Linked DNA regions of Mus musculus: region 2 is linked to region 1. A link is a loop called in an ENCODE intact Hi-C map of the cell type or tissue named here. Cell type or tissue: left cerebral cortex. All regions are shown on one strand. Each heading gives the region's core, and the rest is flanking DNA. Links, peaks and the distances in the headings are about the cores only.

The links. A loop is a pair of places that touch in the nucleus more often than their neighbours do. Peaks named below come from ENCODE experiments on the same cell type or tissue, not always from the same donor. Only the 100,000 strongest peaks of a DNase experiment are listed, where the experiment ranks them.
Region 2: it touches region 1 in a loop (8-fold over the local background); 5 of 42 quality-filtered maps call a loop at or near these places.

Annotation. Positions count from the first base shown.
Region 1 is chr3:93,492,824-93,495,748 of GRCm38, reverse strand. No RefSeq gene overlaps it. Among named protein-coding and RNA genes, the nearest start is that of Tchhl1, 26 kb to the right of the region's middle. In left cerebral cortex, for the core only: CTCF peaks have their summits at 759 (motif pointing right) and 1,540 (motif pointing right); DNase peaks (open chromatin) are centred at 807 and 1,560.
Region 2 is chr3:93,312,937-93,315,861 of GRCm38, reverse strand. No RefSeq gene overlaps it. Among named protein-coding and RNA genes, the nearest start is that of Hrnr, 5.4 kb to the left of the region's middle. In left cerebral cortex, for the core only: a CTCF peak has its summit at 1,283 (motif pointing left); a DNase peak (open chromatin) is centred at 1,269.

The DNA.
Region 1 (2,925 bases), core at 324-2,823:
TGAAAGTCACCTGGGCTACACATTTATTTATACTTCAGCATTTCTGAAATCCAGATGTAGCTCTTCTCTTTTACTTAAAACTAAATCATTCATGTTAGGTTTATTCTCTTGGCCTAACCCTGTTACTTCAGGGGTATCCTTTCCATCTGACTAGGAGAAATTTGTTTTTCAGTGTGAGCGGGAGTCTCGTGAGTAGGACAATCCATCCACAGGCTCTGTAGGTACAGTAGCACATCAGGGGTGCTTTGCTTATTAGATCTGTCTGTGACTGTAATATGCATTTAAAAGCATTCACACTAGAAACTCAGAACCCTTTTGGGTCCCTGACCCCTTGTCCAACACCACTGTTTGGCCTGGTCACATTTGCTACTTCTGTCACCGTCTCACTGGAACCACACATACAGGTTTCACGTGACATCTTTTAGGTTGGTAGCTTTTCTCTCTCTCTCTCTTTCTTTCTTTCTTTCTTTCTTTCTTTCTTTCTTTCTTTCTTTCTTTCTCACTCTCTCTTTCTCTCTCTCTTTCTCTCTTTCTCTCTCTCTTTCTCTCTCTCTTTCTCTCTCTCTTTCTCTCTTTCTCTCTCTTTCTTTCTTTCTTTCTTTCTTTCTTTCTTTCTTTCTTTCTTTCTTTCTTTCTTTCTTCTTATTTATTTAATTTAATTTTATTTTTTCCTGCCCTGCTCACTTGCTCCAGCCCCGCTTGCTCAAAGATTTATTTATTTTATATATGTGAGTACATTGTCGCTGTCTTCAGATACACCAGAAGAGGGCATTAGATCCATTACAGATGGTTGTGAGCCACCATGTGGTTGCTGGGAATTAAAATCAGGACCTCTGGAAGAGCAGTCAGTGAGTGCTCTTAACCGCTGAGCCATCTCTCCAGCCCCGGTTGGTAGCTTTTCAAATTATGCATGCTTTTGACGACCTGAAAAGTTTGATGGATGTTCTTAAAATGAACACAAAGTTTTGAACCTTTTGATTTGTAGCATTTTTGTGGGTTTTTGGCTCAAGAGAACAGAGAAAATTTTTCACACATTACCTCTGACCACTCACTTCACAGTCCATATGTATTTTAAGTCAGAGGCTTGTATTTAATGTAGTGCTCAATTCCTGCTCCCAGATGCTCCTTGGGTTCTCATACAATTCAGTGTTTTAAAAGGAAGGGAATGTATTCTCAACAGATCTGCATCTGAAGACTGTACAGTCATCTTTCCTCTACAGTCTAAGCTGCAGATGAGCACGTGAAGGGGAGTCTCCTGTCCGTTTGAATTCCAAGAAGGATCATAAGATATCTTCACTGTTAGAGCTTCCATTCAAGAGTTAGGTCCACATGGGACATAGAGATCTAGAGGGCAGCTGGCTTGTCTTAGTTGATAAGGAGAGAGTAATAGACAACAGAGGGTAAAAAAAAAATGAAGGAAATCGTGTAGGTAATGGACAAAAATGAAAGCTGAGGAGATGGGAGAATAGTGTGAACTCAGAGCATGGTGGAGTGCCCATAATGAAGGTGCTAGCAAGATCCGATTGTGGTAATTACACCAAGTTACCACAAGGTGGCAATCAAGCCTTAGCCATGAGAACATTGTGTCTGAGGCACACTTTAGAGTCCCTTCTGCGTGCTGCTTAGAGAGCAGCTGTGTATATCCAAAGCTGGCTGAGTTGGTGAGGATAGGCTCTATGAAGCTGAGGATGGGTGGGTGTGGAGTAGGGAGACGGTTGCAAAGCATGAATAGGGAGGGATGTCATAAAAGTAATAACATCTATTCAATGGATGCCCACAACCGACCTAGGCAATACAGATCAGAAAACAGTGGCACTCGAAGGCTGTGTAAGAACCATGCTTATTGAGTTGGGATTTAATGTCATTCTAGAGATTATTACAATGACAAGCACAGAATAGACTTTTATGCTTTGTTTAGTTCAATTTGCTCTCTTTGATGTCATAGTCACACAAAAGGGCTTCCAATGGTTGGGACTGGACACTCTTTTCAGTGGGTGAGTGTTGAGTCAAATATTACCAGGTGAGTTTCTGTCTCAGGGTGACCTGACTCCCTGGTGTTTGTTTCTTGTTGTGGTTCAGTGTGTTAGCTTGCAGTCCTATCTCTTGGCGACAGGCTTGTTGTCTGCACTGCCGAGTACACAGGACTGTTTCCCATAGGCTCATTCAGGTCCTCTCCTATTCCACACACATCCAATCCGATCTTGCCAGCACCTTCATTATGGGCACTCCGCCATGCTCCGAGTTCACACTATTCTCCCATCTCCTCAGCTTTCATTTTTGTCCATTACCTACACGATTTCCTTCTTTTTTTTTTTTTTTTTTTTACCCTCTGTTGTCTATTACTTTCTCCTCATTGACTAAGACAAGCCAGCTGCCCTCTAGTTCTCTACCCCTTTATCTACCTCCCATCTTGCATTTCTTTCTCACACAAACGTCTCCAAAGTTTTGCATCCTGATTTTCGAATATCTCTTCATGAGTTCAAGGTTCTCACCTATGCATGGGCATAGTCCGACAGCTTTACTGTGCCACACTGACTTCTCTTTCATTCTTGTTACTATATACCATAGTCTACTACAGATTTTTACCATATGATCTTTTTAATGTGTAGCAGAATAAGCCCTTTTCTTAGCTATTTCTCCCAAAATTTCCCCAACTGTTCTTGCCTATATGTTCATTTTCTAACAATATTTAAAATTATTTTGTTTCCTAAAGCTGTATGATTTCTATAATTTTTCTGCCCAAATAAGATATAGTTTATTTGTGTTAGTATTGTATTAGTGTTCTTCCTCCTTCTTCTCTTCTTCCTTCTCCTTCCCTTCCTATTCCTTCTTTTTTTTTTTTTTTTTAGAATTATTTATTTTATGGGTATGAGTACACTGTAGCTGTCTTCAGACACACCACAAGAGGGCATTAGATCCGTTACA
Region 2 (2,925 bases), core at 297-2,796, 180 kb after region 1:
TATACTCTGGCTTTTCCCCCCCGTACTAAGTTTTACCAGTGTGAGATTTTAATCAGATTGTCCTAGAGGCTCTAAACTTAAGGTTCATAGTTTCCTTATTGTGTGTGTTCTCCACAGTAGCAAGGTTGGGCATGAAAAATTCTCCCCTATACTTTTAGTTAATGCTTTTCTTCAGTGATAATTGGCTTCAAGAGAAAAGATGCTTCCCTCCTTTAACCCTGACTATTCTAGAACTTGTTATATATATATATCCCAGGCTGGCCTTGAATCTCTGTTCTCTTGCTTTTCCTTCCTGAATGTTGGTGTTATGGGAATTTGCTACCAAACCTTGAATAAGAAAAGGGTTTGAAGATATGTACCAGGATCTGTTCTTTTATTGCTCATTATATGTTGAGAGGAGAAAAGACATTATTTTATCCTATCTGCAAAAGCAAAGTGCATTGTGTACCGATTTATAGCATTTCATTAAATGATGTGACTAACTTCAAAGTGGCTATTAAATGATGCAAGATTCAAACACAGATCTTCAAATTCTTAGGAAGTGTCGAGCAGACAGCTGTTTTAGAAAAGGTCAGGTTTTGGAGATAGTTCTTGGGGAGTAGAATGTTTCATCCAAAGAACTTTGCTACCCAGACAGATAGAAGGTAAGAGACAGAGTTTGGGGATGAAATTGTGTCTTCTGGACATGATGTAGGCATTCCAGTCATGAACTCACTGCAGCTGTGTCTGGTTACAAGTACAATTGGGCCTGTCACCATTTTACCTTCTATGGAGTAAAGGTTCATCAAGGTTCACACCTCACTGAAGGACTATGTGAAGTTACTGTGTGTTGACATGTATGTTCACACCAGTTTTTCCAATAATATAGCCATTGAGAAGTTGCTCATTTTCTAATAAATAACCTCCAATTCATGCTCACACAAGTATACATCAAACCACAATTAAAGTCAGTAGGTGTTAAAATGACATCAAAACAAGACAGGGCTTAGTGGGAAAAAGTAGAAAAAAGAATTTTAGTGGAAGAGAGGGGAATGAAAGAAGGCAATAGGGAGTGATTGTGAACAAAAATGTGTGTGTGTGTGTGTGTGTGTGTGTGTGTGATTGTCAAATAATGAAAAATTAAAAGAGTCAACCCCAAATCACATTCAGAACTTTTTAAGTATATAAAAGAATTATGCGCTGAAAAAAATTTGCCTCCCCAAAGTGAAAATTTGCTCCTCAAGAATAATGTGAAACCCATTCTTGGTCTGGAAGCCATGAGGTGTAGTGTAGCACCATCTACTGGATACAGAGATGGATACAGGAGATCTAGAAAGTTCTTTCTAGTCTCTTTCTCCCCTGTTGTTTCAAAAAATTCTTTCTAGCTTAAGCTCTATATGTGAGGGTATTTATGAGACAGATAGATGGTAGTAGATAGATGGATGAATGATAGGTAGATAGATTAGATATATAGACACACAGAGACACACACACAGAAAGATAGAATATTTAACAGACTATGATTAAGAGATAGTTTGTATTTCTCCTCCTCAGTGTACTTATGTGGGATAAGTTAAATGTTAATATTATATAAGATTTATATTGTCCGGGAATAAGTGTGAAATATGAAGTTGAAGTAGTAAGTCTTTGCTGATTTTATACTCCATACACTCCAAACAATACATTAGATTTTCTAGTATCATATCACTGTGGCTCACCAGAATCTTAGTGTTAAGAGTCCCTCTTTCAGCCAGTTTAACTGCGTGAGAATTTCCAATTAAAAAAACAAAACAAAAACAAAAACAAAAAAAACTTTGAGCAAGTAGTGCATTTCGCCTCTTACCTTAGACTGGAAACAGATTTACGTAGGCAGATAATTGAGGACAGAGCTTTAGGGAATAAAAGCATGTACGTACAAAGGAATGTAAGTAAGTATATGGAGGAGGAGAAGCCAAGAAAACCTGGAAGAAGGTATGAAAATCATCTTGTAAAGGGTTGAAGAGCAAATGGAAGATAGGAGAGTCAGAGACAGCCAGCCAGCCAGCCTCATCTAAAGCACTCTTGCTTTTTCCTGTGATGGATCATGAGGTCCATGGGCAGAATCAGATCATCAGTTAGTGATTATCTGGCTTTTTTTTTCCAATTTTTATTGATTCTTTGTGATTTTCATGTCATGAACTGTAGTCTCACTCTTCTCCCAGTCCCCTCATATCTGCCTTTGCTCTTGTAAACCCCCCCCCAATAAAAAAGAAGACTGCAATACACAAACAAAACAAGCGAAAACCCTAAAGCATAGAAAACATCTCATTGTGGAAGTTGTAGTATGTCACAGTGTGTCCTGCAATAAATTCCCTCTATCCACACATCTTCGCTTGTAAATGTTCATTGTAATGAGTCATTGGTCTGGTTTGAGGCCTCTGGCTTCTGTGACGCCATCAATACTGGATCCTCACTGGAGCTCCTCCTGGTTATCTTCTTGTTGCCCTGTCTTATAGAGATCCCACAGCTTTGGATCTACAGGATCAGCCCTTTCGCTGCTCCCAAAAGTTGGCAGATGATACAGGGGTGCACCTGGGTGATAGCAGAGCTGTTCAGGTCACACGCTCTCCCTTATCTGCATCACCAGTACAAGCTCTCCTGCACTGCTCCAGTTTGACCACCCAATGTCATCCTTGACAGGAGGCAGGATCAGCTCTCCCGTTTTCCTATTCTCATGCCCCCAGGACAGCTCACCTGCACCCAAGCCTTCAGAGCCTATTTAACTGTGCTACCCAGTTAAGTGGGGCCCACTCTCCCAAGTGATATAGCCTGTGAGGGGCTGGGCCAGCTCTTCTGCTCTCACTCATGGAAATAGCTCAATTTAAACCCTTCTTTTTTTTTTTTTAAATACTTTTTATTAGGTTATTTTCCTCATTTACATTTCCAATGCTATCCCAAAAGTCTCCC